Linked DNA regions of Homo sapiens: all the other regions are linked to region 3. A link is an interaction called in ENCODE POLR2A ChIA-PET data of the cell type or tissue named here. Cell type or tissue: OCI-LY7. All regions are shown on one strand.

Region 1 (2,500 bases), 65 kb after region 3:
AGGGTAAGCACTGCTTTCCCATGGGGGACACTGTACCCTAGGTTCTTACTCCCCTTCCTGAACTATGTGAAGGAGAGGAGAACAGTTCAACTCCATCATTGTTTAATAAATTCCTCTAATAAGAGAATTAGAGTATTGGTGGGGCATAGTGGCTCACACCTGTAATCCTAGCACTTTGGGATGTTGAGGTGGGAGGATCACTTGAACTCTGGAGTTTGAGACCAGCCTGAGCAACATAGCAAGTCTTCGTCTCTACCTCTACAAATTGTTTTTTAAAAATTAGCCGGGCACAGTGGCATGTGCCTGTGGTCCCAGCTACTCTAGAGGTTGAGGTGAGAGGATCACTTGGGTCTGGGAGGTTAAGGCTGCAGTGAGCCATAATCACACCACTGCACTGCAGCCTGGGCAACAGAGCAAAATATAGCACACAGGCCAAACTTTAAGAGTAACAGTGTGGCAAATGAACCTATTTACTCTTTATAAAACTTGTATTATTGCTACACAAAGCTTCTTTGGAATTTCAAAGTGAAGAATTTTCTTAAAAGACCAGAGAATCTGTTGGGTGTGGTGGCTCATGCCTGTAATCTCAGAACTTTGGGAGGCCAAGGCGGGTGGATCACTGGAGCCCAGGAGTTTGAGACCAGCCTGGCCAACATGGTGAAACCCCATCTCTACCAAAAATACAAAAAATTATCCGGGTGTGGTGGCATGTGCCTGTAATCCCAGCTACTCAGGAGGCTGAGGTGGGAGGATCACTTGAGGCGGAGGTTGCAGTGAGCCATGATTGCACCATTGCACTCCAGCCTGGGTGACAGAGCAAGATCCCATCTCAAAAAATGAAAAAAAAATTAGCCAGGCGTGGTGATGTGCACCTGTATTCCCAGCTACCTGAGTTCAGGAGGCTGAGGTGGAGGATCGCAGTCCAGGAGCTGGAGGCTGCAGTAAGTTATAATCATACCACTGCACTCCAGCCTAGGTGACACAGGGAAACTCTGTCTCAAAAAAAAAAAAAACCCAACCAAACAGAAAAACCCACCAGAGAATATATATCATGATAGCTTGCCTACTTCTGTCAAGGAGCATTATTTCTATTCAAATGTTATATTTGGCATTAAAATCACAAAAAGTCTTAAATACTTATTTTTAATACCTCCCTATCTCTTTACCATCTGCCTCTCCCCACCTACTACTTTCTGGGAAACCACTGCAAATGATTTACTTTGTGTCCTTTTTGAAGTTTTTTCTGTACATTTACGAGTGTGTGCCTGTATTTGGCCGGATGTGTGATTATTAGACAATAATTAGATCACCACATATGATTATTAGACAATGTTTCTGCCTATTTAGACTATTGGTATCACCAGATACAAGTCTGCCTAGCTACAATGTGATAATGCCTTTTGATAGGTCCTAGGAAATATTCAGCACAGGAAGTAAAACAAAAACTTCCCCTTAAACACATAGAATTGCATTGGTATATTCCTTCAGAGGCAGGTTTAATCCAATCCTCTGAAGTGGAGGTCTGGGTGTATTTCCAGCATCAAGTTCTACTGTTACCTGAAATATTTTAGATGATTGAGGCAAGGGTTCTTGTTTTTTCAGTCATGATATTAACTGAATCATGTTTGCATTCTACTTTCCTACCCTGATATTCCTACTGTAATATTAACTGCTCTAATATTTCCTCCTCTAATATTAATCTAATAGTCCCAGGCACTGTGGTTTATATGAAAACTTGTTGAGTCTATTGGATGGAGAGAAATCTGGGTGCTTGAAGTAGATTACAGGCTGAAAGAACCTAAGATTCTACCATAGTTAGACAAGCCAAGAAGTCAATAAGCCCAAGGAAGCATAACTTTAAGTTCCGTAACTTCATCCTTAATTTTTCCTGATTTGCTGAGGTATCTCCATTCATCCTTGCTCACCTACTAATACCTAGAGGATCCCTGCAGCCACCTAGAGCTGAGCCCATCTTCATAATTCTCTCTTGTGGCATCAGACTCTTGTCTGTGATTTCATTTTATGAATACGAATAAAGAACAAGGCTGGAAGAGAAAGATTTAATAGCATATTTTGCTGAAAATGTGAGCAATTAAAATGGGCTGACCCGAATGTCAAAGATTTAGAATGTGGATTGCTGTGGAGAGAAGTTCTACCTAATAAGTGCAGTTGACAAAATGAGGAATTTTTTTAGGACAAAGGGTAAGTTTAGGAAAAACAACATCTGTTGTGAGTATCTGAAAATAATGAGCAAAGGAAGAGAGAAAAGGACAAATCTACATCAAGTCCTACTAAACCGAGATGTGCATCTGACCCGTGCATGTGGGGAAATCAATAAAATTAGAGCAAAGTCATTTCTCAATTTTCATAGATGAGTGTATTCTTTCAAAAATTATTAGGTCCTGTAAGAAAATCAATTTTCTGCATTTTTCTACAGGAAATTATACTTGATTCAATGTAAAAAGGAAACTACAGGAAGAAAATGAATATGACAGTATTG
Region 2 (2,500 bases), 280 kb after region 3:
ATAACAGTCATCACCTCATTAGCAATAACAGAACTTAATATTTTTTGTAATATAAAAACATTTTTTTCTGGAAAAGGTACATAACATTATATTGTAATTATAAGTCCTTATTTTTGAGACAGGGTCTTGCCTTGTCACTCAGGGTGGAGTGCAATGGCATGATCACAGTTCACTGCAGCCTCCACCTCCCAGGCGCATGTGGTCCTCCCAACTCAGCCTCCCAAGTAGTTGGGACTGCAGGCTCATGCCAGCATGCCTGGCTAATTTTTTAAATTTTTTGTAAAGACAGGGCCTCACTACATTGCCCAGGCTAGTCTTGAACATCTGGGCTCAAGCAGATCCTCTCACCTCAGCCTCCCAAAGAATTATAGGTCTTTAATCATCTGAGGGGAAATTTGAGATGATGATGAAAATTAGACAAAGACAATCACCAGGTCTTTCTTAGGAGAGAGACAACATGTATAGTGAAGATCATGGGTTTTGGATTTAGGTAGTGGTCCTGTTTCATCCCAACTTTGTGACCTGAAGTGAGCTAATGAGCCTCATTTTCTAGAAGTTAGTATTTATGAAGAGCCTTCACTATAAGCCAGGCACTGTGCCTAGGGATTTACATGCATGTTTCCAGTATGTTCCCACAACAGCCCTCTGAGTGTTGCTATCTTCCAATTTATGAATGAGGAAACAGGCTGAAAGAGAGGTTCAATCATGTGTCTAAGTTGTTGAAACTAAAACTGCTGGTGTCGGAAGGCAGGCGTCTGACTGCACAGTCGGAGCTTTCCACCTCTGTATTACAGGACCTCCAGCCTCGGAGGGGAAAGCTTCAGAATACGTTTTCCAGGTCCTGGTGACAGAGGAGATGATCTTGGGAAATTGTATTCAGACTAGTAAGTAAGTTCTAGGAAGGATCAACAAAGCGATGGCATCTGAATTTGTGCCAACCAAATTTGTCTTAGGAAGGGCTGCAGTAACTTGGTCTCCCATCCGTCCAAATAGAATGGAAAAAACTGAACAGGATAAAGTGCATCTGCCCCTTCACAGTGAGCCAAGCCAGCCTGGAGCTGGAGTTAAGACCAGAAACCTTTAATCTGTTCTGGGCTTTTGCTTTCCTGGAGGGCAGAAATTCATTTTGAACAGTACCTAACACTTACTAAACAGTAAATGTTTCTTGAATTGAAAAATGTTTCCAAAAATTATTTGTTTTGTTCAAACTATGAAGATGCATTTTTTTTCTGCTATGGATATACCGTCTAGGGTTTGGGTACGGGAGTAACGATTTGGGTAGAATTTTGGAGCTGGGACACCAGGTGGGGTGGATTCAGCCTGAGGATGATAATCAGAACCAGCAACATTTTTGTTTTTTTTTTTCCACCTAAGCAATCTCTTGATGCAGCTATTAAAAATAAATAGGTAGTTTCATCTTCAGCTTTCTTTACCTTTCACTTTCAGAGAAAATTGGTTACCATTTTCTTTGTGCTCTCCATTCGGTTCTCTATTTCACATGTCTTTTCTGGTTATTTAGTTCCCTGGCATCAATCTCCTATCTTCAACTTCACCTGCTCTTATTGTCTTCCCTTTCTGAATCTGCACGCCTCTGTCATTTTCCATGGATCAAGGAGGTTAAATTGACAAATAACTGTTTTTGAAAGAAGAAAGGGAAAAAGGAACAACAAACTTCGCTTGGATGTTTGGAAGTCTGCCTTCACAGATCGCCAGGCTTTGCTGACTTATTTATAAAAGACTATTTTTATTTTGGTATCATCAAAGAGCTTATTCATGTCAAGGTTTTTAAGGTGATAAACTGCAAAGATGGAGGATTATCTACTGTGAAAGAGAGGGTTTTTTTTTTTTTTTTTTCTGGCATGAGGAAAAGAACATCACTGCTAGGAAATGGTCTGGGCCTAACACCAGATTACTCCTTTTATGAATTTGCAAATCGGTAGAACTGGTCAGTCATTGGAAAGGGGAGATAACTCAGAGAGTATCAAGCATACCTGAGAAAAACTGGCATGAAAAAGAAACCCAAATTAAAATAAAACAGCCTATAATTCATTTTTTCTTTCTAAATGAGACCATCTATTTGGGTTTGTGTCCTTTCCAAATTCCTAAGTTGAATTCCTAACCCCCAGTGTCTCGGAATGTGACTGTACTGTATTTGGAGATAGGGCATTTAAAGAGGCAATTAGGTTCAGATGAGGTCCTATGGGTGGGCCCTAATCCAACATGACTGGCTTCCTTAGAAGAAGAGGAGATTAGGACACAGACACACAGGGAGGACCATGTGAGGACAGAGGAAAAAGACAGCCACCTGCAAGTCAAGAAGAGAAGTCTCAGAACAACTCAACCCTGTGAACGCCTTGATCTTGGACTTCCAGCCTTCAGAACATAAGGAAATAAATTTCTGTTGTTTAAGCCACTCAGTATGTGGTACTTTTTAATGGCAGCTCTAAGAAATGATTCCAGTCTCTCGTGCACATTTCATCACTTCTGTACCCATAGGACG
Region 3 (2,500 bases):
TAACACATACATTTATACACACACACACACACACACACACACACACACACACACACGGATGCTACCACCCCCCGCCGCCCCCACCCCCGGTTTCTTTTTCATAGTCTGCAGAAGTGTTTGAAAATACAATTGAAAACAACAACAAAAAACAAACTCAACTGTTTTTCTCTCAGCTCAATATCTTTTTTTTTTTTTCTTATTTTTTGAGACAGAATCTCCCTCTGTCGCCCAGGCTGGAGTGCAGTGGTGCAATCTCGGCTCACTGCAACCTCCGCCTCCCAGCTTCAAGCGATTCTCCTACCTCAGCGTCCCGAGTAGCTGGGACTACAGGCACGCCTGACCACACCCAGCTAAGTTTCGTATTTTTAGTAGAGACAGGGTTTCACCATGTTGGCCAGGATGGTCTTGATCTCTTGACCTCATGATCCGCCTGCCTCGGCCTCCCAAAGTGCTGGGATTACACGCATGAGCCACCGCGCCCGGCCTATTTCCCTATTTCTTCTACTTCATCTCACATGACTTTTCCCCTTATTCCGGACCCATTAGCCACATGGTTTCTTTCTGTGCTTTGCAATGCTATTTCCTTTCTGCCCTTGGCTGGTGTACTTGCGGCTCGCTCCCTCTTGCCTGCTGCCCTAAACTGCCCAATCTTCCTATAACCAGCTCTTTTCTTTTGTTCACATTTGACTTCAAATATAACTTCCTCAGAGAGTCTTCCTTGATTACTATATTTAGAGCAGGCCAGAAATAACTCTATCCCATTGCTCTTATTTATTTATTTGTTTACTTAATTTTTATTTTTTAAAAGGATTGGGGGTGGGGGTCTCACTTTGTTGGCCAGCCTGGCCTTGAACTTCTGATTTCAAGCAATCCTCCAGCCTCAGACTCCCAAGTAGCAGGGACTACAGGTACCTGTCACCACAACTGGCTTTCTTTTATTTTTTAAAAATAGCACTTTTCACTGTTTGCAGTTATCTCATTGATTTCACATCTGCGTCCTTGTTTACCTCTGTCCTCCTCATTAGAATATAATCAGAAGGAGAGCAGGAACCTGGTCTGTTTTGTTTGCTGCTGTAACTCCTCTGCCCAGAAATTTGTAGCATAGAGCAAACACACAAAAAATATTTACTGAATGAAAAGGTGATCATTCCCGAGTATCCTCAAGGAGGATCTTATCAATCCCAGCAAATGTACTTCAAATACGTTATTTCAATTATGGATGTTATTGAGCTGAGTACTGAGATTTCATTATATTGACCACTGTCTATTTCTACTCAGAGGCTGTTCTTTATAGGGAGTTAGTCAAAATCTATGTGCAGAGTGAATACATATAACTTGCAGTAAATATTTAGGTGTTTTAGGGTTCCAATATTGGCAAGGTATCTGACAAGTAAGTTTATTGGCTACTTGGAGACAAAATTACGCCCTAAATGGACTTCAAGAAATATTAGTTAACTAACTTTATATTCAAATACCTCAATAATCTGCAGTTCTCTTGTCTCAACTGTCATCACCCTGGGCCAAATTATGACAGCAATGTTCACAGGAAACTGTATGATAAGGCACAATAGAGAAAGAGGAACTAAAAAAGAACTTCAGCCTTTAATATCCTTTTTCTAAGTTATTCCCATGCTGCAGGTGGAGAGACTTTTTCAAAAGATCATGTGACAGCCTTCCAACTCTTATTTTATTCATTTATTTTTTAGATGAAGTTTCACTATGTTTCTTAGGCTGGTCTCAAACTGCTGTGCTCAAGTGATCCTCCTGCCTCAGACTTCCAAGTAGCTGAGATTATCGGCATGTACCAGAGTGCCCAGTGAAATTCTTAAGACAAAAAGCCTTAACATGACTGCAAAACCCTCTATGATGTCACTTATAGGTGAATAAAAATGGCCACAAATTCTTCCACACTCCTCCCACAGACAGGTGGAGGCTATGTCTCCTCTCCTTGAATCTGGGTAAGCTCTGTGGCTGCTTTGACCATTAGAATACAGAGGAAATGATGCTGTCTGCCCAGATCTCATGAAACAGGCAGCTTCCCCTCTGGTGTCATGGACCACTCCCTCCGGGAAGCCTGAGACAGCAGGTTACAAGTCCTGAGACGGTCCTGATGGAAAGGCCACATGCAGACACTCATAAACATCAGCTGAGCCTAAGTGTCAAGTTTAGGCAGAGGGAAGAAGCTGTAAGGTCTTTTTTTTTTTTTTTTTTTTTTTGAGACAGAGTTTCACTTTGTTGCCCAGGCTGGAGTGCAGTGGCACGGCCTTGGCTCACTGCAACCTCCGCCTCCTGGGTTCAAGCAATTCTCATGCCTCAGCCTCCCACGTAGCTGGGATTACAGGCGCCTGCCACCATGCCTGGATGATTTTTTTTTTTGTATTTTAGCAGAGATGGGGTTTCACCATGTTGCTCAGGCTGGTCTCGAACTCCTGAGCTCAGGCAATCCGCTCATCTTGGCCTCCCAAAGTGCTAGGATTACAGGAGTTAGCCACTGCTCCCG

What was found. ChIA-PET counts read pairs that join two places held together with the same protein. Peaks named below come from ENCODE experiments on the same cell type or tissue, not always from the same donor. Only the 100,000 strongest peaks of a DNase experiment are listed, where the experiment ranks them.
Region 1: POLR2A ChIA-PET joins it to region 3 with 7 read pairs; 2 of 35 experiments call an interaction of 5 or more read pairs at or near these places.
Region 2: POLR2A ChIA-PET joins it to region 3 with 5 read pairs; 2 of 35 experiments call an interaction of 5 or more read pairs at or near these places.

What each region holds. Positions count from the first base shown.
Region 1 is chr18:3,723,906-3,726,405 of GRCh38, forward strand. The region is part of intron 7 of DLGAP1 (DLG associated protein 1); the gene reads right to left. Among named protein-coding and RNA genes, the nearest start is that of DLGAP1-AS6, 72 kb to the left of the region's middle. In OCI-LY7, no CTCF peak of the experiment used is centred here; a DNase peak (open chromatin) is centred at 1,436.
Region 2 is chr18:3,941,616-3,944,115 of GRCh38, forward strand. All of the region lies in intron 3 of DLGAP1 (DLG associated protein 1), which reads right to left. Among named protein-coding and RNA genes, the nearest start is that of DLGAP1-AS4, 19 kb to the right of the region's middle. In OCI-LY7, no CTCF peak of the experiment used is centred here; no DNase peak of the experiment used is centred here.
Region 3 is chr18:3,659,379-3,661,878 of GRCh38, forward strand. All of the region lies in intron 7 of DLGAP1 (DLG associated protein 1), which reads right to left. Among named protein-coding and RNA genes, the nearest start is that of DLGAP1-AS6, 7.6 kb to the left of the region's middle. In OCI-LY7, no CTCF peak of the experiment used is centred here; DNase peaks (open chromatin) are centred at 1,553 and 1,973; H3K4me3 peaks cover 1,671 bases; H3K27ac peaks cover 2,500 bases.